Linked DNA regions of Homo sapiens: region 2 is linked to region 1. A link is a loop called in an ENCODE intact Hi-C map of the cell type or tissue named here. Cell type or tissue: heart left ventricle. All regions are shown on one strand. Each heading gives the region's core, and the rest is flanking DNA. Links, peaks and the distances in the headings are about the cores only. Region 1 has its middle 13 kb from the start of CPAMD8. Region 2 overlaps CPAMD8 (C3 and PZP like alpha-2-macroglobulin domain containing 8).

The links. Hi-C counts contacts between places; a loop is a spot of excess contacts. Peaks named below come from ENCODE experiments on the same cell type or tissue, not always from the same donor. Only the 100,000 strongest peaks of a DNase experiment are listed, where the experiment ranks them.
Region 2: it touches region 1 in a loop (14-fold over the local background); 3 of 110 quality-filtered maps call a loop at or near these places.

Annotation. Positions count from the first base shown.
Region 1 is chr19:17,032,399-17,047,462 of GRCh38, reverse strand. No RefSeq gene overlaps it. Among named protein-coding and RNA genes, the nearest start is that of CPAMD8, 13 kb to the right of the region's middle. In heart left ventricle, for the core only: no CTCF peak of the experiment used is centred there; DNase peaks (open chromatin) are centred at 5,203 and 9,102; H3K27ac peaks cover 770 bases.
Region 2 is chr19:16,979,188-16,994,251 of GRCh38, reverse strand. CPAMD8 (C3 and PZP like alpha-2-macroglobulin domain containing 8) reads left to right here. Exons shown (of 42, transcript NM_015692.5): 12 at 666-836; 13 at 4,481-4,609; 14 at 13,566-13,755. Among named protein-coding and RNA genes, the nearest start is that of CPAMD8, 40 kb to the left of the region's middle. In heart left ventricle, for the core only: no CTCF peak of the experiment used is centred there; DNase peaks (open chromatin) are centred at 7,521 and 7,781; H3K27ac peaks cover 774 bases.

The DNA.
Region 1 (15,064 bases), core at 1,547-9,546:
CCAGAGTTGTGACTACAAGGAAGTAAAGCCAGATGGTCTGTGTCTCACTGACTCAATTATTTTTTGGATTGACCTTGGTGCACAAAAGCAACCACGGGCAATATAGAAAGGAAGGATAAGGCTGGGCACAGTGGCTCTCACCTGTAATCCCAGCACTTTGGGAAGCTAAGGTGAGAGGATCGCTTGAGCCCAGGAAGTCGAGGCTGCAGTGAGCCACGTTTGCACCACTGCGCTCCAGTCTGGGCGACAGAGTGAGACCCAGTTTGTTTGTTTTTGAGATGGAGTCTCACTCTGTCACCCAGGCTGGAGTGCAGTGGTATGATGGTGTGATCTCAGCTCACTGCAACCTCCACCTCCCGGGTTCGAGCAATTCTCCTGCCTCAGCCTCCCGAGTAGCTGGGACTACAGGTGTGTGCCACCACACCCAGCTAATTTTTGTATTTTTTAGTAGAGACGGAGTTTCACCATGTTGGCCAGGCTGGTCTCGAACTCCTGACCTCAAGTGATCCGCCTGCCTCTGCCTCCCAAAGTGCTGGGATTACAGGCGTGAGCCACCATGCCCAGTCCCATCAGTGTATTTCACTTCAGTTTGCATCTGGCACAATAGACATTGGCAAAATGAACAAGTGAGGCAAACACAGCCTTGAAATTGAGCCTGGCACCCGGTAAGTGTTCGATGTTTGTCCTACTCCCTTTTGCTGTGCGACCTGGGTAAATGACTTCCCCTCTCTGAGCCTCCATCATCTCCTCTGTAAGTGGGGAAGAGTATGGGCTGAACTGTGTCTCCCCAAAATTCATACGTGAAGGTTATAACACAGTCCTTCAGAATGTGACTGTATTTGGAGTTAAGGTCATTATTAGAGAGGTAATTAGGTAAGGTTAGCAGCCAAAGGAAAACTAACACTATTTTTCACACAGATGTGAACCAGAACCTTCCACATCAGCACAGAGAGGAGGAAAAAGAACCACAGAGGACAAGAAGAGAGGAGTGCTGGTCCTGGTCCCTGGTGCTGGGAACCAGCTGGATGCCAGGACACACCAGGCACAGCCAAATCCCACATGGATCTGCAGGAGGGGCACCCCAGGATGATTATGGGGTCCTCCTAGGGAGAGCTCAGAGTCCCAGCCAATGCTCGTAATTGCCTGGGGTCAGTGGGTCGCTGAGCTAATCCTCCCAAGCACATCAGGGGTCTCTGCCATCACTGAGGGGGACTTCCAGAACTCCCTGGAACCCAATCAAGTCCAATTAACCAAAAAGGCAGGAATGTGGGCTGGGACCCCAGCAGGTGGGGGGCTTCTCGGCAGGGAGGCTGGGGTGGCCCAGGAACTGTCTCATTTGTGGGAAACAGACCCCAGGCCCCAGCCCCATCCAGGGCAGGGAGGGAGGGGACCCCCAGGCTCAGGTCAGTGGGGTCTGTCTGTTCAGCGGGGCTTTGGGCTGTGGGATCCAGATCCAGGGACACCGGCCTTGGTGGTTAATTTGATGTTCTGCTCATAGACATGTGATGATTTAAAAGCCACATTTCAGTCAGGCAGAGGAGGACAAATATTGCTTGATTGCACTTATGGGAGCCACAGGGAATAGCCAAATTCCTAGAGACAGACAGTAGAAGCGAGACTCCCAGGGGCTGGGGTAGAGGACTGGGGACTGTTTCAAGGGCTGGAGTGATAAAAAAAAAATTCGGGATGTAGATAGTGGTGATGATTGCACACATTGGGAATGCATTTAATGTCAGTGAATTGTACCTTCCAAGTGGTTAACATGATCAATATCATGTATATTTTACTACAATGGCAAGAAAAAGACTTTGACTAAGTTTGCAATCAGCATTTAACCATTTAAGGAAATTGGTTCATTAATGTATAGTTGGATTTATTAGTGGCATGACAATGTTTAAATATTTGGGGAAATGTACTTCCTAGATGGAAATGCTTAATAAATTGAATATTAAAAATTTTTGGGGGAGGCTAAGGTGGGAGGATTTCTTTTTTTTTCTTTTTTTTTTTTTTTTTGAGATGGAGTCTCAATCTGTCACCTAGGCTGGAGTGCGATGGCACGATCTTGGCTCACTGCAACTCCCGCCTCCTCAGTTCAAGCAGTTCTCCTGCCTCAGCCTCCTGAGTAGCTGGGATTACAGGCACGTGCCACCACACCCAGCTAATTTTTGTATTTTTGGTAGAGACAGGGTTTCACCACATTGGTCAGGCTGGTCTCGAACTCCTGACCTCAAGTGATTCGCCCGCCTCAGCCTCCCAAAGTGTTGGGATTACCGGCGTAGGCCACCGTGCCCAGCCATGTGCTTACCTTTTTAAAGAATGGAGTGTTAGTCTTACACAGACTCCCAATAGTGGCAGGTAGCACTTAAAGGAGGGGCGTGTTCCCACATCTGAGACCCTGGGTGGGGACTGCATCAACATCATCCTGGGGTGGGTGTGAGTCTGAACCCCCTGCTGGTGCCCCTCAGCTCAGCCCTCTAACCATCACCTGGCCTGGTAGGGTCAGTCCCCCTAGACAGTCCCTGTGCTGGGAATTACAGGTGTAAACCACCACGCTCTGCCCATTTTCCCGAATATTTAAACACTGCCACGCAAATAATAAATCAAGCTACACATTTCATGAACCAATTTCCTTAAATGGTTAAATGCTAATTTCAAACTTAAAGTCTTTATTTGACATTGTAGTAAACTCTACATGGGCCAGGCGCAGTGGCTCATGCCTGTAATCCCAGCACTTTGGGAGGCCGAGGCGGGTGGATCACCTGAGGTCAGGAGTTCGAGACCAGCCAGGCCAACATGGTGAAACCCTGTCTCTACTGAAAATACAAAAACTAGCCGGGTGTGGTGGCGTGCACCTGTAGTCCCAGCTACTCAGGAGGCTGAGGCAGGAGAATCACTTGAACCTGGGAGGCGGAGGTTGCAGTGAGCTGAGATCATGCCACTGCGCTCCAGCCTGGGGGACAGAGTGAGACTCTGTCTCAAACAACAACAACAACAACAAAAACCCCAACTCTACATGATAATGATCGTGTTAACCACTTGGAAGGTACAATTCAGTGACATTAAATGCATTCTCAATGTGTGCAACCATCACCATATCTACACCCCAAAGTTTTTATCACTCCAGGCCCTTAAACCAGTCTCCAGTCCTCTACCCCAGCTCCTGGGAGTCTCACTTCTACTGTCTGTCTCTAGGAATTTGGCTATTCCCTGTGCAATCAAGCAATATTTGTCCTCCTCTGCCTGACTTACTGAAATGTGGCTTTTAAATCATCATGCATCTATGAGCAGAACATCAAATTACCCACCAACACTGATGTCCCCGGATCCCACAGCTGAAAGCCCCACTGAACAGACAGACCCCACTGACCCGAGCCTGGGGGTTTCCTCCCTCCCTGCCCTGGACAAGGCTGGGGTCTGGGGCTTGTTCCCCACAAGTGAGACATCCCTGGGCCACCCTGGTCTCCTGCCGAGACCTCTAAGCCCTGCTGGGGTCCCAGCCCACATTCCTGCCTTTTTGGCTAATTGGACTTGATTGGGTTGCAGGGAGTTCTGGAAGCCCCGCTCAGTGATGGCAGAGACCCCCGATGTGCTCAGGAGGATTAGCTCAGCGACCTACTGACCCCAGGCAATTAGGAGCATTGGCTGGGACTATGAGCTCTCCCTAGGAGTACCTCATAATCATCCCGGGTGCCCCTGCTGCAGACCCATGTGGGATTTGGCTGTGCCTGATGTGTCCTGGCATCCAGCTGGTTCCTAGCACAAGGGACCCGGGCCAGCACTCTTCTCTCCTCATCCTCTGTGGTTCTTTTTCCTCCTCTCTGTGCTGATGTGGAAGGTTCTGGTTCACATTTGTGTGAAAGACCCATTTGGTTTTCCTTTGGCTTTTATTTTTCCATTTTTGATTAATTTTGAGACAGGGTCTCACTCTGTTGCTCAGGCCAGAGTGCAATGGTGCAATCCTAGCTTACTTCAGCCTTGAACTCCTGGGCTGAAGCGATCCTCCTGTTTCAGCTTCCTGAGTAGCGGGGACTACAGGTGTGCACCACCACACTCAGCTAATTTTAAAAATATTTTTTAGTGATTGGGTCTCCCTCTATTGTTCACAGTGGTCTCAAACTCTTGGCCTCAAGTGATCCTCCTGACTCAGCTTCCCAAAGCATTGGGATTACAGGTGTGAGCCACTGCCTGGCCTTCTTGCTTTTTTACCTGTGAGCAAAAGATTCCTCAAGCAGGCTGCTTTCTTCCCCCCAGGAATCTCCCTATAACCTTTGCAGATGCCTTTTTTTTTTTTTTCGAGACAGAGTTTTTGCTCTTGTTGCCCAGGCTGGAGTGCAATGGTGTAACCTTGGCTCACTGCAACTTCTGCCTCCCAGGTTCAAGCGATTCTCCTGCCTCAGCCTCCTGAGTAGCTAGGATTACAGGCGCCCACTACCATGCCTGGCTAATTTTTTGTATTTTTAGTAGAGACAAGGTTTTGCCATGTTGGCCAGGCTGGTCTAGAACTCCTGAATTCAGGTGATTCTCCCGCCTCAGCCTCCCAAAGTGTTGGATTACAGGCGTGAGCCACCATGCCTGGCCTGCAGATGCTTTCTGATAAATCTGCGTGAGGCGTGGCGGTCTGAGTTGCAGTGAGTGAGAAATAGAAACATTTAATTCACAACAGAAGCCTGGTGCCTAGCTTTCTTTTTTCCTTTCCTTCCGTCCCTCCCTTTGTCTCTCTCTCTCTCTTTCTTGTTCGACAGGGTCTCACTCTGTCACCCAGGCTAGAGTGCAGTGGTACGATCATAGCTTGGTGCAGCCTCAAACTCCTAGGCTCAAGCTATCCTCCCACCTTAGCCTCCCAAGTAGCTGGGACTACAGGTGCAAACCACCATGGCCAGCTAATTTTTTAATTTTTATTTTTCATAGAGATGAGGTCTCACTATGTTGCCCAGGCTGGTCTCGAACTCCTGTCCTCAAAGTGATCCTCCCACCTCAGCCTCCCACAGTGCTGGGGTTCCAGGCGTGAGCCACCGCACCCGGCCTCTTGTGACTTTTAAAAGCATTTCATCACAGCATGGTATGGGAGTGTTCATTAAATGCATTTTGTCTCTTTTCCTCTTTTTGATTGATTAAAAATGACTCGTGTGTTCCTGCTGAAAAGGACCCCTGGAGGTGATCCAAACACCCCCCACACCCCGCTCCACGCACACAGGCGGCTCTGGCCAAGTCGCAGCCTCCAGAACCCACTCCACCCCTGCACTGTGTTTCCTCAACAACCAAGCCTGGGAACATTCCCAAAAGGGTCCAGGAAGCAGCTCACTCAGCAGATGTTTGGTGATTTCAGAAAACAAAAGGGTCGGCAGGTCACGTCCATCAGCTCCCTGAAGAGTCCTCCAGGATCACGCCTGCTGCGTGGCTTGGCACAGCCTGCATCACGACAACACGGACTTTCCATCTTTACTGTCCTTTTGATCACTTCTGCAGGGGGATAGCTCAACTTACAAACCACGTAAATATTTTCCTTTCGGCACCAAACTTTCCCCTGGGGAGCTGGAAGCCCAGCTGGGGTCTTTTTGTCTCTGGCCTCCGGGTCCAGGGCTGACCTGGGATAGGAGCATTTGTACCAGCCTCCCGGAGTTGCAGTGAGAGGTACCGGCAGGTTTCAGGGACAGGAGGCTGTTAGGACTGCCACCCACCACATCTGGTGTGAGGGACCACAGGATGGAAGAAGGCAGATATGCGGAGTTCTGAGGCAGGTTATGTGGGCCCTTGGAGTTGCTGAACCAAAGTACACCTGCAATCATAAAGCCAATTAAGATGTTTGTTAAAGAGGCTGGGCATGGGGCCGGGCACGGTGGTTCACGCCTATAATCCCAGCACTTTAGGAGGCCGAGGTGGGTGGATCACGAGGTCAGGAGATGGAGACCATCCTGGCTAACACGGTGAAACCCCATCTCTACTTAAAAAATACAACAAAAATTAGCCGGGTGTGGTGGCGGGCGGCTGTAGTCCCAGCTACTCAGGAGGGTGAGGCAGGAGAATGGCGTGAACCCGGGAGGCGGAGCTTGCAGTGAGCCGAGATTGCGCCACTGACTCTGCCTCAAAAAAAAAAAAAAAAAAGAGGCTGGGCATGGTGGCTCACACCTGTAATCCCAGCACTTTGGGAGGCCGAGGCAGGTGGATCACTTGAGGCCAGGAGTTCAAGACCAGCCTGGCCAACATGGTGAAACTCTGTCTCCAGTAAAATACAAAAATTAACCGGTGTGGTGGTGCATGCCTGTGATCCCATCTACTCAGGAGGCTGAGGCATGAGAATCGCTTGGACCTGGGAGGCAGAGGTTGTAGTGAGTCAAGATTGCACCACTGCACTTCAGCCTGGGAAAGAGAGGGAGATTCCGTCTCAAAGAAAGAAAAGAAAAGAAAAGAAAGAAAAAGAGAGCTGTGTCCAATGCTTCTTGTAAATCAAATAAAACAAGCACACAAATAGAACATTCAATTAAGGAAATTGTCTATCATTGGTAACATTGATGAAATCAGTTTCAGGGGAGTGATGGGGAGGGAGAGAAACAGCTTGATTGGAAAGAAATGAAGGGGGAACGGGAGGAGATAAATTGGAGAACTTAAGACCAATACCAGAAAAATAAAGCAGACCCATACAAAAACCAAATAAGGCTGGGTGCAGTGGCTCATGCCTGTAATCCTGGTACTTGGGGAGGCTCAGGAGGGAGGATCGCTTGAGCCCTGGAGTTTGAGGCCAGCCTGGGCAACATAGCTAGACCCTGCTTTACAAAAAATATAAAAATTAGCTGGGTGGGCCAGGTGCGGTGGCTCACGCCTGTAATCCCAGCACTTTGGGAGGCCGAGATGTGCAGATCACAAGGGCAGGAGATCAAGACCATCCTGGCTAACACGGTGAAACCCAGTCTCTACTAAAAATACAAAAACAAAATTAGCCAGGCGTGGTGGTGGGCACCTGTAGTCCCAGCTACTTGGGAGGCAGAGGCAGGAGAATGGTGTGAACTTGGGAGGCGGAGCTTGCAGTGAGCTAAGATTGTGCCACTGCACTCCAGCCTGGGCGACAGAGCAAGACTCCGTCTCAAAAAAAAAAAAAAAAAAAAAAAAAAAGCTGAGTGTGGTGGTGCTCACCTGTATGTAGTCCCAGCTACTTGGGAGGCTGAGGCAGGAGGATCGCTTGAGCCCAGGAGATGAAGCCTGCAGTGAGCTATGATCATTCCACTGCACTCCAGCCTGGGCGACAGTGAGATCCTGTCTGAAAAACAAAACAAAACAAAACCCCCAAAATCACAATGCTGAGTGAAAGAAGCTAGTCACGAAACACCACATAGTGTGAGATTCCATTGATATGAAATGCCCACAACAGGCAAATCCATAGAGACAGGAAGCAATGAGTGGCTGCCAGGGGCTTTGGGAGAGGGAATGGGGAGTGACTGCTAATGGGGACGGGGTCTCCTTTTGGGGGATGAAATGTTCTAGAATGAAATAGAAGTGATGACAGTTGCACAACTGTAAGTATACTAAAATCTATTGATTAAATAGATCTTAATCAATAGTAAATCTATTGAACCAGACACTTTCACTGGGTCAACTTTGTGGTATGTAAATTATACCCCAATTATACTCCCAAAAAAAGATGGCTGGAGGAGGGGCAGTGTGGGTGCCCTCCAGAGCCAAAGCTTATTGGAGCCCTGGCAGGTGAGGGGCTGCTGGCTGGGAAGCGGGAATGAGCCAGCCGGGCTCACAGGGCAATGAGAGTCCAAGTCCCAGGGTAGGGCAGGGATGGCAGAGGCTGTGGGCTGGATGGGGGCCTGGGGAGCTGAATGGCGAGGGTGCCTCAGAAGGTTTGCATGAACAAGTGATGAAACAAACGTCTCCTCCTGCAACATCCCCCCGACCCCCACCCTGCCCCACCACCATGATCCAGCAGGAGCCAACTCCTCCCTCCCACTCCTGGGCTGCCTGGTCCCAGTGTCCCTAGGCTGCCGTTTATGGAACATTGACTAGGTCCAGGCTCAGGGCTGGCCTTACATTCCTGGGTTCCCATCCTCACCGGTGCCCTGTGGGGTGAGCCCTGCTGTCAGAGTTTCTAGAATGCACCTGTTTGGAACTGATCTGCCAAAATATTGGGAGCCACTGAGAGCTGGGCCAGTCTCCAGCACCTGGTATGCTGGCCTGGGTGGGGGCGGTGTCTGTGGACATTTGGTGATGGGAGGAAGGAAGGGAAGGAAGTGGTCACCTCACCTGGGGGCTATGTCCCTGTCTACCTCACCTGGGGGATTTCTATGCCTGTCCACCTCACTTGGGGGATTTCTACAACTGTCCTCCTCACCTGGGGGATTTCTACACATGTCTGCCTCACCTGTAGGATTTCTACACCTGTCAGCCTCAGCTGGGGGATTTCTACACCTGTCCACCTCAGCTTTGGGCTTTCTACGTCTGTCCATCTTACCTGGGGGATTTCTACATCTGTCCATCTCACCTGGGGGATTTCTACATCTGTCCATCTCACCTGGGGGATTTCTACATCTGTCCATCTCACCTGGGGGATTTCTACACCTGTCTGCCTCACCTGGGGGCTTTCTAGGCCTGCCCACCTCACCTGTGGGCTTTCTACGTCTGTCCACCTCACCTGTGGGCTTTCTACACCTGTCCACCTCACCTGGGAGATTTCCACGCCTGTCCAACTCACCTGGGGGATTTCTACGCCTGTCCGCCTCACCTGGGGGATTTCTACACATGTCCACCTCACCTGGGGGTTTTCTATGCCTGTCCACTTCACTTGGGGGCTATTTATGCCTGTCCCCCTCACCTGGGGGCTGTCTACCACCTATGTCGTCTAGGAGGCCATGCACCTACCCGTCTTATCTGGAGGACCATGCCCCTGTCTACCAGGGGCTGTCTACACCTGTTCACTTCATCTTGGGGGTTGTCTACTTCATTTGGGGGTTACCTATACCTGCCTACCTCACCTCGGCAGGCCATGTACCCACTCAGCTCACCTGGGGGGCCATGTGCCTGCTTGCCTCACTCAGGGGCTGTCTACACCTGGGTTGGACAGGCCATTGGCCGGAGTGGCCGTCTCCAGGCTTAGCTCCAATAGACAGAGGCCTCCTGCGGGGCTGGACGAGGCCACCCCCAGGGAGTTAGAGGGTGGCGAGCCCCCTCCGCAGCCCCTAGCATGTGCTTGGAACTGCTGGCAGCCTGGTGGCTCCTCAGCTTCTGCCCGGTCCAGGTTGTGTCCGGAACATTTCTGGTACTGAGCTGGCGTCTTCTCCAGGACAGATGCTGCTGGCGGAGCCGAGGCGGGCCAGGGTGTTCACTGTGGTGCTTTTATTTCCAGCCTGCTTGCCCAGAAGGCAGAGCTTGCCAGGGTGCCTACTGGGGCTGAATCGTGTCTGGGCCTCAGTTTTGTTTTCTTTTCTTTTCTTTTCTTTTCTTTTCTTTTCTTATTCTTTTCGTTTCTTTTCCTTTCTCTCTCTCTCCCACCCTGCCCCTCCATTCTTTCTTTCTTTCTTTCTTTTTCTTTTTCTTTTTTTTTTTTTTTTGACCGAGTCTCGCTCTGTCGCCCAGGCTGGAGTGCAGTGGCACAGTCTCGGCTCACTGCAACCTCCACCTCTTGGGTTCAAGTGATTCTCATGCCTCAGCCTCCTGAGCAGCTGGGATTACAGGCACCCACAATCACGCCCAGCTAATGTTTGTATTTTTAGTAGAGACAGGGTTTCACCATGTTGGCCAGGCTGGTCTTGAATTCCCGACCTCAAGTGATCCTCCCTCCTCGGCCTCTCAAAGTGCTGGGATTACAGGTGTGAGCCACCGCACCTGGCCAGGGCCTCGGTTTTCTTATTCCAGTGCTGTCCCAGGCCCCATTCCTGCTCTCATGTCACAGGAGCCTCTAAGAAGGAATGGTTGGGCAGAGATGCCACCTAAGAGACAGGAGATGGTGCCGGTCACCAGACCCCGGGCCCTGGGAGTGTCTGATGCAGAGCTGCACTGAGGGCTCAGGTGCAGGTAAAAAGGGCTGCAGGCAGCATCTCCACCCTTCTTCCCGGACAGACGCACACACCCCTGCCCTGCTCCCTGACACTCCTGCCCCACTCCCTGCCCTCCGCCTGTGCTCACCCTGTAGGGACACAGTGAGGTGAGCGAGTGTAGTTAGCTCCCAGGTGAGGTGGGTGGGGACATGGCCCCCAGGTGGGTGTGGGTAAATCCTAGGTGAGGTGGATGGGTGCATAGTCCTCAGGTGGGATGGGGAGGTGTACATAGCCCCCAGGCAACAGGGACTGGTGTAGACAGCCTCCAAATGAGGTGGGTAGAGACATGGCCCTCCAGGTGAGGTGGGTGGGTGCATGGACCTAGGTGAGGTGGGTGGGTGTAGTCCCTAGGTGAGGTGGGTGGGTGTAGACCGTCCCTAGGTGAGGTGGGCGGGTGTAGACAGTCCCTAGGTGAGGTGGGTGGGTACATGGACCCTAGGTGAGGTGGGCGGGTGTGGCCAGCCCCCAGGTAAGATGGGCAGGTAGGGACCCAGTCCCCAGGTGAGATGGGTAAGTGTGGACAGCCGCCAGGTGAGATGGGCAGGTATGAACAGCCCCCAGGTGAGGTGGGCAGGTATGGACACAGCTACCAGGTGAGGTGGGCAGGTATGGACAGCCCCCAGGTGAGATGGACAAGTATGGACAGACCCCAGGTGAGGTGGGCAGGTGTGAACAGCTCCCGCGTGAGGTGGGCAGTTGTGGACAGCCCCCAGATGAGGAGCTCAGGTAGAGACAGCCTCCAGGTAAGGTGGACAGAGACATGGCTCCCCAGGTGATCTGGGCAGGTGCAGACAGACCCCAGGTGAGCTGGGCAGGTGCAGACTTCACAAGCATGCATTTGGAGGCACAGTCACCCAGCTGAAGGAGCACCCCAGAAGGGGCTTCACCATGGTGAAGCTGCCAGAAGGAGCCAGAAAGATGGGAAGAAGCCCTCTTGGTGCAGAGGGCGGATCACTGACTGACCTCCGAGGGCAGCCTTCAGGGGACATCTAGGGCATGCCCCAGGAACAGTGGGGCTGCGGTGGTGCCTCAAGGCTGTCTGGGGCTGGATGATCACAGGGCATTATCTTTGCTCAGACTCAGGGTCCAGGCAGGACAAAGCTACTCAAGATGGTTGAAGCAAAAACTCGGCAAACTCGGATTTTAGGGAAGTGGTTCTGGAGTTATGAGGCTGAAGCTTCCTCCCGGAAGTGACGTCAGAGCTTGGACCAGCTGTGAGTTCATCTTCTCCAAGGAGCTGCACATCCCCAAGGCCACCCTGAGGCTGACCCTAGAGCCTACACACTGGTCCCCACCGGCTGGGGACCAACTGCCCTGTGCTGTCCCCCGATGGCCTGCGTACACTCCCCGCCCTGAGGACACAGTGCAGGATTCACAGGGCAAGAATGGGAACCTGGCTTGATCTCTGGTCCCCACACCCAGAGAGGGCCTGTGGCAGCCCGAGTCTCCTTTGCCTTCCTCCACGCTTGGTGCTACTTGGAGCGGGCACGAGCTCCTTCCTGCCACAGGGCTGTGTGGCACATTGCTTGTGCTCGGAGCGGTTTTTGGGGCAGCTGGCATCTCCAAACCCCAGAGAGGGCTGAGTCCAAGAGGTTAAGCCCAAGGGCACTTCAGGTCGCCTTGTCCCAGACATAGACCTTTCTGAGGCCTCTTCCTCCATGGAAAGTCCCAGGCCTGCATCCTGTTATCCTGCCCCATCCTTTTTTTTTCTTTTTCTGAGACCGAGTTTTGCTCTTGTTGCCCAGGCTGGAGTGCAGTGGCGCGATCTCGGCTCATCGCAACCTCTGCCTCCCAGGTCCAAGCGATTCTCCTGCCTCAGCCTTCCTGAGTAGCTGGGATTATAGGTATGCGCCGCCACCATGCCCGGCTAATTTTGTATTTTCAGTAGAGACGGGGTTTCTCCATGTTGGTCAGGCTGGTCTCGAACTCCCGACCTCAGAAGATCCACCCGCCTCGGCCTCCCAAAGTGCTGGGATTACAGGTGTGAGCCACGGCGCCGGCTTTTTTTTTTTTTTTTTTTTTAAGACAGAGTCTTGCTCTGTCATCCAGGCTGGAGTGTAGTGGTGCAATCATAGCTCACTGCAGCTTCAAATCCTAGGCTCAAGCAATCCTCCTGCCTCAGCCTCTTGAATAGCTGGGACTTGCTGGGGCAGATCCCAGATGTCCCCCTAAAAGCCACCTTTGGAGGCCACTCAGCCACCACACACAGCTAATTTTTCTTTTCTTTTTCTTTTTTTTCGAGATGGAGTCTCTCACCCAGGCTGGAGTGCAGTGGCGCGATCTTGACTCACTGCAACCCCGCCTCCTAGGTTCAAGAGATTCTCCTGCCTCAGCCTCCCAAGTAGCTGGGATTACAGGCTCCTGCCACCAACCCGGGTAATTTTTGTATTTTTGGTAGAGACGGGATTTCGCCAAGTTGGCCAGGCTGATCTCGAACTCCTGACCTCAAGTGATCTGCCTGTCTTGGCCTCCCAAAGTGCTAGGATTGCAAGGGTGAGCCACCGCATCTGGCCAAATTTTTTAATTTTTTGTAGAGATGAAGTCTCACTATAATACCCAGGCTGGTCTTGAACTCCTGACCTCAAGTGATCCTCCCACTTCGACCTCCCAAGGTGCTGAGATTATAGGTGTGAGCCACTGTGCCTGGCCCAATTTTTGTGCTTCAGTGTACATTTTTGTTTTTCTAAACAGATGTATAGTTGGCCCTGAAGAACAATGGGGTTGGGGTGCTGAGCCTCCTGGCAGTTGAAAATCTGTGCATAACTTTTGACTCCCCCAAAACTTAACTATTAATAGCCTACTGTTGACCAGAAGTCAACAGATAACATAAACGATCAATTAACGCATATTTTGTATGTTCTATGTATTATATATCGTATTCTGACAATAAAGCAAGGGGGAGAAAAGAATAATAAACATGTTATTAAGAAAATCATTCCTGCCTCACTCCTGGTAGGTGTCATTGCATATTTTGGCTGGGCGCAGAGGCTCATGCGTGTAATCCCAGCACTTTGGGAGGCTGAGGTGAGTGGATCACCTGAGATCAGGAGTTCAAGACCAGCCTGGGCAACACAGTGAAACCCTCTCTCTACTAAAAATACAAAAAATTAGCTGGACATGGCGGTGTATGCCTGTAGTCCCAGCTACTTGGGAGGCTGAGGCAGAAGAATCGCTTGAACCTGGGAGACGGAGGTTGCAGTGAGCCGAGATTGCGCCACTGCACTCCAACCTGGGCAATGGAGCAAGACTCCATCTTAAAAAAACAAACAAACAAAAAATGATGCTGGGTGAGAGAAGGCAGACACAAAAGCACACATAGTGTATGATTCCATTTATACGAAATGTCCTGGACAGGCATGGCCTGATCTCCCTCTGGCCCTAGGAACCCTGTCAGGGGCACTGTGCTAGAAGACCCAGATCACTGCAGGCCATCAGGCTGTCTGTCTGTCTTCAGTCCTGACATCCAATCTCCTGGGCACCTGGCAGGCACAGGCACATGCTGGCTAAGTGGGAGAAAAACGCCCATTGGGCCAGGCGCAGTGGCTCATGCCTGTAATCCCAGCACTTTGGGAGGCCGAGATGGGCAGATCACTCGAGGTCAGGAGTTCAAGAACAGCCTGGCCAACATGGTGGAACCCCATCTCTACTAAAAAAAAACAAAAAAATTAGCTGGATTAGCTGGGCGTGGTGGCATGTGCCTGTAATCCCAGCTACTCGGGAGGCTGAGGCACGAGAATCACTTGAACCCGGGTGGCAGAGGTTGGCAGTGAGCCGAGATCGCGCCACTGCACTCCAGCTTGGGCAACAGGGTGAGACTCCATCTCAAAAAAAAAAAAAAAAAGAAAAGAAAAAAAAAGAAAAACGCCCATTGACAACAGGACAGTCTTTGCGGTCTTCCTCGTCCCCCATCCAAACTGCAAAGCTGCTCATCCTAGGCATGTTTGGAGATGTTTGACAACCACTTACCATGGGGCTAATGCAGCCAGTTCCGCCCTCACACAACAGGGCCATTCCTAAAAATGACCTCACGCTGCAAATTCACACAATCAAACCACAGGGCTCATGGGAAAACGGGTCAGGGCACAACCATCCAAATGTCACCAATGACACCTAAAAAAAAAATAGGCACCTACTAAAAATGGTAGTGACATTGTACAAATGTCAAATGGTTAAGAATTTCAAGAATATGGCCGGGCGCGATGCCTCACGCCTGTATAATCCCAGCACTTTGGGAGGCCAAGGCGGGTGGGTCGCTTGAGTCCAGAAGTTGGAGACTAGCCTGAGTGAGATGGCAAAACCCTGTCTCTACTAAAAATACAAAAAAATTAGCCAGGCATGGTGGTACATGCCTGTGGTCTCAGCTACTCGGGAGGCTGAGGCGGGAGGATCACTTGAGCCCAGGAGGTTGAAGCAGCAGTGAGCCCTGATTGTGCCGTTACACTCCAGCTTGGACAAGAGAGTGAGAACCCATCTCAAAAAAAAAAAAAAAAAAGAAAAGAAAAGAAAAGAAAAAAAATACACAAATACAGTATCAGCCTTGGAAAGACTGAAGGCTCATTTGTGGACCTGGGCATGGGGAGGTGGCAGCCTGTGAGTTACTGTGAAGGTCTGGGAGGAGATCATCTGAAATCAGGCGGGATATTGTAACCTCAGACAGGGACAGATGTGGCTCCTGGCACACAGCAAGGCACTGAGGGAGCACAGAGATGCTGGAGAGGGTGCAGGTGTGGTTTTTGTGTATTCCTACGTGGCTGGGGTCAGCCAGGTGCAGTTTTCTGCATTCATACCCAATGTTTCTTGCAGACAAAAATCTTACATAAGTGAACACAATATTTGATTTTATGCTCAAATCATTCCTAATGCATCCATCATGTCGGAACACATTTGTGCTTTCAAAACAAGTGATAAAGTGGAAGTGACTGTACTCCGCCCATGGGTAATTTCAACCTACTGGCGTGAAGTGACTAAACATAGAGTTAGGAAGAGATCTGTGTTATTATGGAGTATTTTCACCATGCATAACCTCAAGAGTA
Region 2 (15,064 bases), core at 4,682-12,681, 56 kb after region 1:
ATCCAAGGGCATGAAGGTCTACCCTTATGTTTCTTCTAAGAATGTTATAGCTTTAGCTGTTACATTTAGGTCTGTGATCCATTTGAGTTTATTTTTGTATATGGTGTGAGGTAGGGATGCAACTTCATTTAAAACTTTTTTTCTCTTAAGAGACAGGGTCTCATTCAGTCACTCAGGCTGGAGTGCAGTGGCACCATCATAGCTCTCTGCAGCCTTGAAGTCCCAGACTCAAGTGATCCTCCCACCTCAGCCTCCTGAATAGTTGGGGCTATAGGTGCATGCCACCACACCTGAAATTTTAAAGTTTTTTGTAGTGAGGTCTCACTATGTTACCCAGGCTGGTCTGGAACTCCTGGCCTCACATGGGATTATAGGTGTGAGCCACTGCATCCGGCTTCCATGTCTGCCTTGGAAGCCTCTTGAGTAGCTGGGACCACAGGCACACGCCACCACTCCTGGACCTGTGAGTCCTTCTTTTTTGTTCCCTTTAAGGATTGTTTTTGCGATTTGGAACTCGTTGCGATGCCCTGTGAATTTCAGGAGCAGTTTGTCAATTTCTACAAAGAAGCCTGCTGGGATTCCAGTGGGGATTGCGTTGATTCTGCAGATCAGTTTGGGGAGCATGGCCGTCTTAACTCTGTTGTGTCTTGGGTGACCTTTTCTAGGTGGAGCTATCCTACCCCGATGGCAGCCCAGCTGAGGGGGTGACGGTCCAGATTAAGGCAGAGCTGACACCAAAGGATAACATCTACACCAGTGAAGTTGTGTCCCAGCGTGGACTAGTGGGGTTTGAAATCCCCTCCATCCCCACGTCAGCCCAGCACGTGTGGCTGGAGGTGGGTGAGTCCCGTGGACCCTTGTTATTCAGCCAGCAGGTATGGACTTGGGGCCTCCCCCAGGCTGGGTGCAGGCACCTGATCAGTGGGCCTGGAGCCCGTCCCAGCCCTGCAGGAGTACACATTCCACTAGACAGTGGGATGGACAACACAGCCATCCTGGGATCAGGTGGAAGGTCAAAGAGAGATAAGGGTGCCTGGACCAGTTATGCCAAAGGAGTCTTGTCCAAGGAGATCTCTCCAAATGGACTCCTGACCATGGGGAAGTCAGCCAGGCTGCTTCTGGGCGGGTGGAACAGCCTGGGTGCAGGTTCAGAGGCAGACCGTGATTATACTGTAATCAGAGTCTCACAAGTGCTCAACTACATTGAGCCATTTTGGAAAGAGATTGGGGAGAGAGCCAATGGTGGTTTCCGCCACCTCACGGGTGCTCAGTGGAAGGCAGTGTCAGGCGAAAGAGTGATCTGATTTTTTTTTTTTTTTAAGAGACAGGGTCTCGCTCTGTTGCCCAGGCTGCAGTGCAGTGGCATCATCATAGCTCACTGCAGCCTCTAACTGCTGGGCTAAAGGGATCCTCCTGAGTCAGCCTCCCAAGTACCTGAGATTACACGTGCATGCCCGTAATTAGCACCTCACCCAGCTAATTTTTAAATTTTTCTGTAGAGGCTGGGCACAGTGGCTCATGCTTGTAATCCCAGCACGTTGGGAGGCCAAGGCAGATGGATCACCTGAGGTCAGGAGTTTGAGACCAGCCTGGCCAACATGGCAAAACCCCATCTCTACTAAAAATACAAAAATTAGCCAGGTGTTGTGGCAGGTGCCTGTAATCTCAGCCACTCTGGAGACTGAGGCAGGAGAATTGCTTGAACCCGGGAGGTGGAAGTCGCAGCGAGCCAAGATTGCGCCACTGCACCCCAGCCTAGGCAACAGAGTGAGACTCCATCTCAAAAACAAACAAACAAGCAAATAAATAAATAATAAATTTTTCTGTAGAGATGGGGTCTTGCTATGTTGCCCAGGCTGGTCTCAAACTCCTGGACTCAAGCCATCCTTCCACCTCAGCCTCCCAAAGCATAGGGATTATAGGCCATGAGCTGCCATGTCTGGCCTGATCTGATTTTCGATACCCAGTGATCACTCCAGAGTCTTTAGTTGGGGGTGGTTCAGGGCGGGCCCAGGCAGGCAGACAGGAGGTGAGGACAGAGAGGTCTCCAAACTGGAGCTCTTGAGGAAGTAGATCCAGAAGGCCTTAGTGTCCCATCATCAGGGGAGGCAAGAACAGGAGGGACTGGAGAGGATGTCCCAGCCCTTGGCTTTGGGAACTGGCAGTGGACCTGGCGGCCCTGCAGAGAGTAAATACGTAGATGGGAACTGAGGACACTGTGGTCACTTTGTCCTCTGTGGGCACCATGTCCTAAAGGTTTTAACCACTGAAGCCACTGCCTTGCCACTTGACATTCACAGCCAGATGGGTTCACGCTTTCTTGTGTTGGACCTGCTGCTCAACACACAGCACAGCTGTTTGGTCACCTGGGCCACTGTTCTGTTGTTTTTTTTTTTTGATACAGAGTCTTGCTCTGTCGCCCAAGCTGGAGTGCAGTGGTGCAATCTTGGCTCACTGCAACCTCGGCCTCCCAGGTTCAAGCGATTATCCTGCCTCAGCCTCCCGAGTAGCTGGGATTACAGGCGCCCCCCACCACGCCCAGCTAATTTTTGTATTTCTAGTAGAGATGGGGTTTCACTATATTGGTCAAGCTGGTCTTGAACTCCTGACCTCAGGCAATCCACCTGCCTCGGCCTCCCAAAGTGCCAGGATTACAGGTGTGAGCCACCGTACCCGGCCCACTGTCCTGTTTTAAGAGAGTGACCACAGCCTGGCATCTCTCAGACTCCTTGAGGAACCAGAGATCTGCCCTGCCCATCCCCTACCAGGTGGGAGATTGCAGTAACTTCTGACACCAGCTACCTGGAGCTGGGCCACACTTCACAGGTGGTAGGCACAGCCCTCTCCACAAGACTACCCTAAATTCTGACACCAGCTGCAAGTCCAGGGGTCCCCGGGCCACCTGTGCTTCCCACCTACTGGCTGCAAATTCCACTACCCTACCACCTTTTAATTACAGCTTTACCATAGCAAAATGACATAAATTAGAACCAACCAAAGAGAGAGATGCATAGGGTGAGGTCTGGGCAATTCCCAGATTGGAAGCTTTGTGTGTTCTCTGCACAGAACCAGGATATGTAATCCCCACAAGCTGAGCATTGCTAAGCAGGAAAGCTCACCTGAGCTTTGGTGTCCAAAGTTTTTTGTGGGGGCCTCATTTCGTCTGCATGATTGATTAAATCATTGGCCATGGGACTAATCTCAATCTCCTGCCCTCTCCCTTCCCTGGAGATGGGCTGATAACCTGTGGCTCAAAGCCCAGCCATCTAATCACACAACTGGCCTTTCTGGTGTGGCCCGTTTATACCCTATTTAGAGTCTACCTACTTCCCAGGAGCCAGAGACAGAGGCAGGCCAACTTTTTTTTTTTTTTTTTTTTTTTTTTTTTGAGACAGAGTTTTGCTCTTATTGCCCAGGCTGGAATGCAATGGCGTGATTCCAGCTCACTGCAACCTCTGCCTCCCAGGTTCAAGTGATTCCCCTGCCTCAGCCTCCCAAGTAGCTGGGACTACAGTTGCCGGCCACCATGCCCGGCTAATTTTTTGTATTTTAGTAGAGACAGGGTTTCACCATGTTGGCCAGGATGGTCTCGATCTCCTGACCTCGTGATCTGCCCACCTTGGCCTCCCAAAGTGGTGGGATTACAGGCGTGAGCCATCGCGCCTGGCCCAACTTCTTTTTAAAATTATTTCAGAGATACGGTCTAGCTCTGTTGTCCAGGCTGGAGTGCAATGGTGTGATCATAGCTAAATTGCAGCTTTGAACTCCTGGACTCAAGTGATCCTCCTGCTTCAGCCTCCCCTAGTAGCTGAGTCTCCAGGCACAAATTTTTTGTAGAGACTGGATCTTGCTATATTGCCCAGGCTGGTCTTGAACTCCTGGGCCCAAGTGATCCTCACACCTCTGCCTCCCAAAATGCTGAGATTATAGGTATGCACCCACTCTGCCTGACCCCCAATACCCTTTGACCAATCTTGGATGCTTGCTTCTTTTTTTTTTGAGTCAGAGTCTTGCTCTGTTGCCAGCCTGGAGTGCAGTGGTATGATCTCAGCTCACTGCAGCCTCTGCCTCCTGGGTTCAAGCAATTCTTGTGCCTCAGCCTCCTGAGTAGCTGGGATTACAGGCATGCGCCACTACTCCTGGCTAATTTTTGTATTTTTTCAGTAGAGACGGGGTTTCTCCATGTTGGCCAGGCTGGTCTCGAACTCCTGGCCTCAGGTGATCCACCTGCCTCGGCCTCCCGAAGTGCTGTGATTACAGGTGTGAGTCACTGTGCCCAGCTGGACACTTGCTTCTTGATGCTAGGAAGAATGGGCTGGACAACTGGCTATTACTCCCTGAGGATTGGGGAGGGGGTTCCCCAAAGGGATATTGGAGCATGAGAGGGTGTTTCTTCTGGGCAGAGCAAGCAGAAGCATCCCCAAGACCCCCTTTCTGCTCTTGGCACTCGGGTGTTGATCTAAGCATCTTCTCTTCTCAGACCAAGGTGATGGCACTGAACGGGAAGCCTGTGGGGGCTCAGTACCTGCCCAGCTACCTCTCCCTCGGCAGCTGGTACTCCCCCAGCCAGTGCTACCTGCAGCTGCAGCCACCCTCCCACCCACTGCAGGTAAGATTTTCAGGAGCTACCCTTCCTGGGCCATGCGGGATCCAAAAAGCAGCATGAGCCAGGTGCTGTGGCTCATGCCTGTAATCCCAGCATTTTGGGAGGCCGAGGCAGGCGGATCACTGGAGGTTAGGATTTCGAGACCAGCCTGGCCAGCATGGTGAAACCCCATCTCTACTAAAAATACAAAAATTAGCTGAGTGTGGTGGTGCGTGCCTGTAATCCCAGCTACTCGGGAGGCTGAGGCAGGAGAATTGCTTGAACCCGGGAGGCAGAGGTTGCAGTGAGCTGAGATCACACCACTGCACTCCAGCCTGGGCGACAAAGCCAGACTCCTCAAAAAAGACACAGCATGAGTGAGCCCCTAAGGCAGCAGTAGCCAGCCTTTTTGGCACCAAGGATTGGTTTTGTGGAAGACAATTTTTCCACAGACGGGGGCACGGGCACGGGGGATGGTTTCAGGATGATTCAAGGACATTATGTTTATTTTGCACTTCATTTCTATTATTATGACATTGCAATATATAATGAAACAATGATACAACTCACCATCATGTAGAATCAGTGGGAGCCCTGAGCTTGTTTTCCTGCAACTAGACAGTCCCGTCTGGGGGTGGTGGGAGACAGTGACAGATCATCAGGCATGAGATTCTCATTAGGGGCATGCAACCTAGATCCCGTGCAAGCACAGTTCACAATAGGGTTCACACTCCTGAGAGAATCTAATGCTGCCACTGCTGATGTGACAGGAGGTGGAGCTCACATGGTAATATGAGTGATGCGAGCGGCTGTAAATACAGATGAAGTTTTGATTGTCAGCCTACTACTCACCTCCTGCTGTGTGACCTGGTTCCTAACAGGCCATGAATCAGTACTGGTCCATGGCCCTGGGGGTTGGGGACCCCTGCTCTAAGGGACCTAATACTACAGCTGACACAGGGATCCCTTATCTCCCCAGCAAGGGGAGAATTCTGCAGAATGCATGCATGCATTACTATTTGTTTCTTTTCTTTCTTTTTTTTTTTGTTTTGTTTTTGAGGTGGAGTCTCACTCTGTCAGCCAGGCTGGAGTGCAGTGGCACGATCTCAGCTCACTGCAACTTCCGTCTCCAGGGTTCAAGTGATTCTCCTGCCTCAGCCTCTGGAGTAGCTGGGATTACAGGTGCCCACCACAATGCCTGGCTAATCTTTGTATTCTAGTAGAGACGGGGTTTCACCATGTTGGCCAGGCTGGTCTTGAACTTCTGACCTCAAGTGATCTGCCCACCTTGGCCTCCCAAAATGCTGGGATTACAGGCGTGAGCCACCACGCCCGGCTCGTTGCTATTTATTTGTTATGGACATTTAGGCTGTGGCCCAGGGCTGACAATGATGATCACCACTCTGCCCCAGGGCACCACTGCACCCAGACCTGACATAGAGCTGCTGCTATGGGGCCAGATTCCCCACTGCCTTGAGCCTTCCCTTAGTGCAGAGGCCCTGGGAGTTTCTCCACACAGACACTCTGAGTGCAAAGACAAGGTAAATTTAGAGCCGTGTCTGCCATTCATTTTTCCTGGGTCTATTATTTTGCAATTCTGATTACATAAGGTGTGTGTGTGTATTTTTCTTTTAATTAATAGACTTAATTTTTTAAGAGCAGTTGTAACTTTATAAAAACCTTGAACAAAAAGTAGAGTTCCCGACCGGGCGTGGTGGCTCACACCTGTAACCTTGGCACTTTGGGAGGCTGAGGCGGGAGGATTGCTTGAGCCCAGGAGTTTGAGACCAGCCTGGGCAACATGGTGAAATCACATCTCTATCAAAACAAAAACAAAAACAAAAAAACCCCAGCCGGATGTGGTGGTGCATGCCTGTAGTCCCAATTACTCAAGAGGCTGAGGCAGGAGGATCACTTGAGCCCGGGAGATTGGGACCGCAGTGAAACATGATCGTGCCACTGTACTCCAGCCTGGGTGACAGAGCGAGACCCTGTCTCAAAACTAAACTTAACTAAACTTTATCTATAGCTTACTATTGGCCAGAGTCAATCAACACAGATTTTGTACTTTCTATGCATGATATACTGTATTCTTACAATAATGTAAGCTACAGGAAGGAAAATATTATTAAGAAAATCATAAGATTTTCTTACGCTGGCAGGCGCAGGTAAAAAAAATCATAAAGAAGAGAAAATATCTTGACTGTTCGTGAAGTGGGAATGGATCATTGTAAAGGTCTTCTTCCTTGTCATCTTCACGTTCAGTAGGCTGAGGAGGAGGAGGAAGAGGAGAGGGGGTCCTGCTGTCTTGCTTGGGCAGAGGTGGAAGAAAATCCACACATCAGTGTTGTGGGCAGTTCAAACCTGTATTTCTCAAGGGTCAACTGTATATATGTGCATATATATGGATATGCTGTGTACATGTGTGTTCATAGACATCTAGATACCCACATATACATATATATATATATATATATATATATATATTTTTTTTTTTTTTTTTTTTTTTTTTTTGACAGAGTCTCTGTCTCCCAGGCTGGAGTGCAGTGGCACAATCTCGGCTCACTGCAACCTCCATCTCCTGGGTTCAAGCACTTCTCCTGCCTCAGCCTCCCGAGTAGCTGGGATTACAGGCACCTGCCACCATGCCTGGCTAATTATTTTTGTATTTTTAGTAGAGACAGGGTTTCACCATGTTGACCAGGGTGGTCTCGAACTCCTGGCCTCAGGTGATCCACCCTCTTCGGCCTCCCAAAGTGTTGGGATTACAGGCGTGAGCCACCGCGCCTGGCCATACACATCTATATTTAAGATACATCACCCCTCTGTTAACTTTGTGGACTGGTGGCAGGCTCACTGGCTGGGCTGTTTGCATCCTGGCCGCAATCCCAGCAGAGCCTCTGGCTCAAGCTATAGCCCCAGCCTTGGCAGAAATGTCACCCCTAATGGAAACCAGTTGCCATCACAGCGCCCAGGGCCCTACCAGCCCATAAACCTCTCACACTCCTTTTCTGATCATATCGAGGCCCCTGGGGTTCAGCTTGGAGGAATCGTGGCGCCAAGGCTGCCTGTTTCCTGGGATTAACAGCCCTTTGCAGAGGTTGTAAGAATGAGAAGTCAGACAGGATCATGCCCAGCTTGGCTGAACACACTGTTCTTCTTGTAATTCCATTAAACCAGTGGTGCAGGGTGGGGACGCTGGTGCTGGCCTCCTCCTCAGGGGACAGGAAGGAACCTTGTGTTCTCAGCTGGCCAGACTGTTGTTCTGATTAGGGGGAGACCTGGCTCTGTCACTCAGATTTTGCTCCCCGGGTGAATCTCAATCCTGTTTGAGGTGGCTCAGAAACCCCAGCGCGTCCTACCCACCAAACTGCCATGAGGGGCCCGGGCACAACCTCAGGGCATGGAGGGAAGATGGGTTCATGCTGGGGCCAGGCTGGGCATGGTGCAGGGACCTCTTCCTCTTCTTCTAGCGCCAGGGCCCCGGCAGGGGGGAACTGGGGGGCTCCACTCCCCACATCTTGGCACCCATCCTTCTGAACCTGTTTTGCTTGGTGAATGGGGGCGCTCACTCCAATCTTTTAAGGTTGTTTTGATGCCATAAATTTAGTAAAGAAGAGGAGAAAGGTTTGTGCTCTCCTTTTCCCCCCAAGATCTCAAGCAGAAGGGGACTTCTGTTTGGGTGTCTTTTTATAAGGGGGACATTAATAAATTTAGAGTGAAATTGAAAAATGTTAATATAATAAACAACCATGAGACTTTCACCTAGATTTATAAATTAATGCTTTGCCTATATCCTTTCATTCATCCCTCCATCCACCCTCCATCTCTCTCTCCATCCCTCCATCTGTCCCTCTCTTCATCCCTCCATCCATCTATCCTCTCTCCCTCCATTCATTCACCCTTCCTCCCTCCCTCCACCCATCCATCCACCTACTACCCTTTATCCACTCATCTTCCCTCCATCCATCCACCCTTCATCCATCCATCCATCCTCCATCTATCTATTCATCCATCCATCCACCCTCCCTCTGCGCCTCCCTTCATCCATCCATCATCCATCCATCCATTTACTCTCCCTCCCTCCTTTCTTCCTTCCCTTCCTTCCTTTCTCCACCCATCTATCCACCCACTACCCCTATCCATTTATCATCCATCCATCCATCCTTCCGTCTGCCCTTCATCCACCCTTCATCCATCCATCCATCCATCCATCTACCCTCTCTCCCTCCTTCTTTTCCTCCTTTCTTTCTTTCCTCCACCCATCCATCCACCCACTACACTTACCTATTTATCTACCCTCCATCCATCCATCCATCCATCCGCCCTTCATCCATTCATCCACCCTTCATCCATCCATCCATACATGCACCCTTCATCCATCCATTCATCCACTCTCCCTTCATCCATTCTCCCTCTATCCCTCCCTTCATCCATCCATCCATCTGCCAATTCACGCATCCATCTATTTCTCTACACATTTTTTGGCTGCAGCATTTGAAAGCAAGTTACAAACATGATAGTGCTTCACTCTTAAATACTTGACCATAATGTATACTTAAAAAAAGGCATTATTTTACCTGACCTCAAGGCCATTTTCTTAGGTCACACCTAAGAAAATTACATTCACCAAATTATATTGTCTAATTCATAGGCAATATTCAGATTTTCAATGGGTACCCTAAAAATGTAATTTACATTTAGTGTTTGTTTGCATGCATATGTGACTGCATGATTGTATCACACATGTGTGACTACACATGAGTGTGCATGTGCATTTGTGTGAGTGTGTGTGCATGCTCACCCATGTGTATGTACTTGGTTTTTAGGGGTTTCACTATGTTGCCCAGGCTGGTCTTGAACTCCTGGCCTCAAGTGATCCTCTCTGCCTCAGCCTCCCAAGGTGTTGAGATGACAGATGTAACCACCACACCCAGCCCCACTACTGTTAATAATTGGGTTGTTTATCTTTGTTGAGTCGTGAAAGTTCTTTCTAAATTCTGGATACTAGCCCTCATCAGATGTGTAATTTGCAGACATTTTCTCCTATACTATGGGTTATCTTTTCACTTTCCTGACAGTGTCCATTAGTGCAACAAAAAATTTTAATTTTGATGAAATCCAATTTCTCTTTTTCTTTTGCTGCTTGTACTTCCGATGCCACATCTCAAAGAAACCATTGCCAAATCTAAGGTCATGATTTATCTCTGTGTTTTCTTTTAAGAGTTTTATAGTTTCAGCTCTTACATTTAGGTCTTTCATCTGTTTTGAGTTAATTTTTTTATATGGTGTGAGGTAGGGATCCAAATTCATTCTCTCTCTCTCTCTCTCTCTCTTTTTTTTTTTTTTTTTTGAGATAGGACCTTGCTCTGTCACCCAGGCTGAGGTGCAGTAGTGTGATCATAGCTCACTGCAGCTCAACCTCCTGGGCTCAAGTGATCCTCCCACCTCAGCTTCCTAAAGTGTTGAGATTGCAGGTGTGAGCCACCACCCACAGACCAACTTCACTCTTTTGCATGTACCTATTCAGTTGTCTCAGCACTGTTTGTTAAAAAGACTATGCTTTCCCCATTGAATGGTCTTGGCACCCTTATTTCAAATCAGTTGCCCTTAGCTGTCTGGATTCATTTCAGGGCTCTCACTTCTATCCCACTGGTTTCTATGTCTCTCCTTATGCTGGTACTACACTGTCTTGATTACTGTAGCTTTGTAGTAAGTTTTGAAATTAGGAAGTGTGAGTCCTCCAATGTTATTCTTCTTTTTCAAGATTCCTGAGTCCTTTGTGTTTTCATATAAATTTTAAGATCAGTTCCATTTCTGCAAAAAAGGCCATTGAGATTTTGATAGGCTTCCCCTAATGCTAACATCTTACAAGACTATGATCCATTTGTCATAACTAAGAATCAACACTGGACATCAGTGTTAACCAGACTCCAGATTTTATTTGGATTTCCCCAAGTTATCCCACTCATGGCCTTGTTTTCTGGTCCGGGATCACCTTTAGGGTCCCACGTCACATTTAGTCATCACGTCTCCTTGGTCTCCTCCAATCTGAAAATTTTATTCTTTCCTTGTCTTTCACGACCTTGACATTCTTCTTTTTCCTTTCTTTGTTTTTAATTAATTTATTTTTGAGACAGGGTCTTGCTCTGTCACTCAGTATATTAGTCCGTTTTCATGCTGCTGATAAAGACATACCCACGACTGGGTAATTTATAAAGAAAAATAGGTTTATTGTTATTTATTTATTTATTTATTTATTTATTTTGAGATGGAGTCTCACTCTGTCACCCAGGCTGGAGTGCAATGGCACAATCTCAGCTCACTGGAACCTCTGCCTCTCAGGTTCAAGCAATTTTGCTGCCTCAGCCTCCTGGGCTGGGATTACAAGCACCTGCCACCGTGCCTTGCTAATTTTTGTATTTTTGTAGAGATGGGCTTTCCCCATGTTGGGGAGGCTGGTGTTGAACTCCTGACCTTAGGTGATCCGCTTGCCTTGGCCTCCCAAAGTACTGGGATTACAGACGTGAGCCACCATGCCCAGCCAGAAAAAGAGGTTTAATGGATTCACAGTTCCACGTGGCTGGGGAGGCCTTACAATCATGGCAGAAGGTGAAAGGTACATCTTACATGGTGGCAGACAAGAGAGAATGGGAACCAAGTGAAAAGGAAAACCCCTTATAAAATTATCAGATCTCACGAGACTCATTCTCTACCATGAGAACTGTATTGGGGAAACTGTCCCCATGATTCAGTTATCTCCCACTGGGTCCCTCCCAGAACACATGGGAATTATGGGAGCTACAATTCAAGATGAGATTTGAGTGGGGACACAGCCAAACCATAGCACCCGAGGCTGGAGGGTGGTGGCACAGTCATGGCTTACTGCAGCCTTGACCTCCTGTGCTCAAGTGATCCTCCTGCCTCAGCCCCCCTAGATAGCTGGGACTATGGGCTTGTGCCACCACACCCAGCTATTTTTTTTATTATTTTTTGTGGAGATGGAGTTTTGCCATGTTGTTCAGGCTGGTCTTGAACTCCTGAACTCAAGCAATCTGCCTGCCTCAGCCTCCCAAAGTGTTAGGATTATAGGCATGAGCCACCACACTCAGCTGACATTCTTCTTTTTGCTGCTCAAATTTTCCAAATTTGGCTGTGGGAGTCCCTTAGGCCCAGCTTCTTAAACAGGCAGATTCTTCCTTTAGGGGGAGGTAGAATGACATTTATTTTTCTTACTATATATTTTTTTAATTAAAAAATATTGATTGATTGATTGAGACAGGGTCTCACTCTGTTGCCCAGGCTAGGGTGCAGTGGCATGATCATGACTCACCGCACATCGACCTCCCTGGCTCAAGTGATCCTTCCGCCTTAGCTTCCCGAGTAGCTGAGACCACAGGCACCCACCACCACATCCACCTAATTTTTGTATTTTTGTAGAGATGGGGTTTCACCATGTTGCTGTGGCGGGTCTTGAACTCCTAGACTCAAGCAATCCTCTCGCCTCGGCCTCTCAATGTGCTGAGATTACAAAGCATGAGCCACTGCGCCTGGCCAAAGTTTTTTGATTTTTTGTAGAGACGGGATCTCACTTTGTTGCCCAGGCTGGTCTCAAGCTTCTGGGCTCAAGTGATCCACCCACCTCAGCCTAACAAAATACTGGGATTACAGGTGTGAGCCATGGCCCCTGGCCAGAATGACACTTATTAGCCACCTACAGTGTGCATTGTGTGATGTTGAGCATGACACACACATCATCTCATTGGAGCCTCAGGACCCTCTGTCCAGGAGATAACAGCCTTATTTTACAGGTGGGGAAACTGAGGCTCAGAGAGGTGAAATGATTTGCCCAAGCTTCCACGGCAAGAATGTCACTCTTCCCCTACTCCAGATATCCCTCTTCTGGGCTTTCAGGGTGATCCCAACATTTGGGGACAGTCACAGATTGCAAAACATGGAACAGAGGCGGGATTCCTAGGGCAAAGTGTTGGACATGGCCACACGCCAACCCCCTAGGGAGATCTTAGGACCTGGGAGGCCTTAGCTTTCCTGATATCAGAATAATGGCAGCTTCAGGGTTCAATGTGGGGCCTTAGCATCAGTTCCCCTGAGTTTGAATCCTGCCCTACACTCATTGACATTGGGCAAAGAACCAAGGCCTCAGTTTCCAGTTTTCCCCTCTAGGAACTTGGGGACTATGATAGGACCCAACTCATTGAGTTCATATCCTAAGAGAAGGCCCAGCCCACTTGTGGCATTAGCACGTTCAAAGTTAGGAAACAGTATTTTATTTTTATTTTTTTTTGGAGACAGGGTCTCACTCTGTTACCCAGGCTGGAGTGCAGTGGTGCGATCATGGCTCACTGCAGCCTTGACTTCCTAGGCTCAAGTGACCCTCCCACTTCAGCCCCCTGAGTAGCGGGGACTACAGGCATGTGCCACCACGCCTGGCCAATTTTATGTGTGTGTGCTTTTTGTAGAGATGGGGGTCTCACTATGTTGCTCAGGCTGCTCTCTAACTTCTGGACTTGAGCGATCTGTCCGCTTCAGCCCCCCAAAGTGCTGGGATTACAGGCGTGAGCCCAAAATACTGGGATCACGAGGTCAGGAGTTCGAGACCAGCCTGGCCAACATGGTGAAACTCCGTTTCTACTAAAAATACAAAAATTATACCGGCATGGTGGCGGGCGCCTGTAATAGCTACCCAGGAGGCTGAGGCAGGAGAATCACTTGAACCCAGGAGGCAGAGGTTGCAGCGAGCTGAGATCTCACCATCGCATGCCAGCCTGGGTGACAAGAGTGAAACACTATCTTAAAAAAGAAAACAAAAAACAAAAAAGCTAGGGGCCAGGACTGGATGCTGGGCACTCCGCTCCCTCAGCCATCCCAACCTCCCTCTGGCCCCAGAATGGCCGTCTTCCTGTGGTGGGTTGCAACATTGGTGCGAGGCAGAGCCCCCCATGCTGCGTGTCTTCCATAGGTTGGGGAAGAAGCCTATTTTTCTGTGAAGTCCACATGTCCCTGCAACTTTACCCTGTACTACGAGGTGGCTGCACGGGGCAATATTGTGCTATCGGGCCAGCAGCCTGCCCACACCACCCAGCAGCGAAGCAAGCGGGCGGCCCCTGCCCTGGAGAAACCGATTCGTTTAACACACCTTTCTGAGACAGGTGAGCCGGGCAGCAGGGAGAAGGTTCCTGTTCTTCCTTCTGAACAATTGAGACTGAGATGGGTGCTCCTGCAAGGAGGGACAAGGCAAGACCCAGCAGAGAGGGGAGCATGCCTTGGGTCAGAGGGGACACATCCTTAACAATACCAGACTGGGTCCAGGAAGACAGTGATCAGCTGCTGGAAGTGGAGAGGTTCAGGCCCCAGACTCTTCTCACTCTGTGTGTGCAGGGGACAGGGAAAGCCAGCCACAGACTAGGCTCTTGCACTGGCCCACATTGTGCTGTTGCCTCTTTGCCCAGGCGGTTCTGCCTATGAGTCCTCTTCCTCTTCTCTTTTTGACACCATGTGCTCCTCATAAGGCCCTCCTCCCAGGGGACTTCCTTAGTCCCCTCCTCTTCAAAGCTCTTCTTCTCAATACAGGGTCCCCAACTTGAGCACTATAGACATATATAAGGGGGTGGATCACTCCAGAGTGGGGGCGTCCTGTGCACTGTAGGGTGCTGAGCAGCATCCCTGGTCTCTCCCCACCAGATGCCAGTAGTACCAACTTTCCACAGTATGATGACCTAAAGAGTCTCCAGATATTGCCACTATCCCCAGGGGGCAGAGTCACTTCCAGGTGAGGACACTGAGATAGGTAGGTAGATAGACAGAATGATGGGTGGATAGATAGATAGGCAGGATCTCTCAGGCGAAGGCAAGGTTTCTCAACCTTGGCACTATCAACATTTGGGCAAGATCATTCTCTGTGGTGGAGGCACTGTAGGATATTGAGCAGCATCCCTGGCCTCCACCCCATAGATGCCAATAGCCCTATAGATGATAGAGGGATGGATCAATGGATGGATGGACAGATAGAAAGATGGATGAATGGATGGATGGATGGATGGACTGATAGAACAGTGGATAGATGGAAGGATGGATGGATGGATGGATAGGTGGATAGATGGATGAATGGACAGAGAGATGGATGGATGGATGGATGGACCAAAAGATGGATGGACAGAAGGATGGATGGATGGATGAATGGACAGATGGATGGGTGGATTGATAGATGGATGGATGGATGGATGGACCAAAAGATGGATGGATGGATGGATGGATGGATGAATGGACAGATGGATGGATGGACAGATGGATGGATGAATGGACAGATGGATGGCTGGATGAATAGATGGATGGATGAATAGATGGATGGAGGTACAGAAGGATGGATGGATGGATGGCTAATGGGTGGGTGGATGAGGATTAGATGAATAGATGGATGGATGGATGGATAGTGGGTGGGCGGATGATGACTGGATGAAT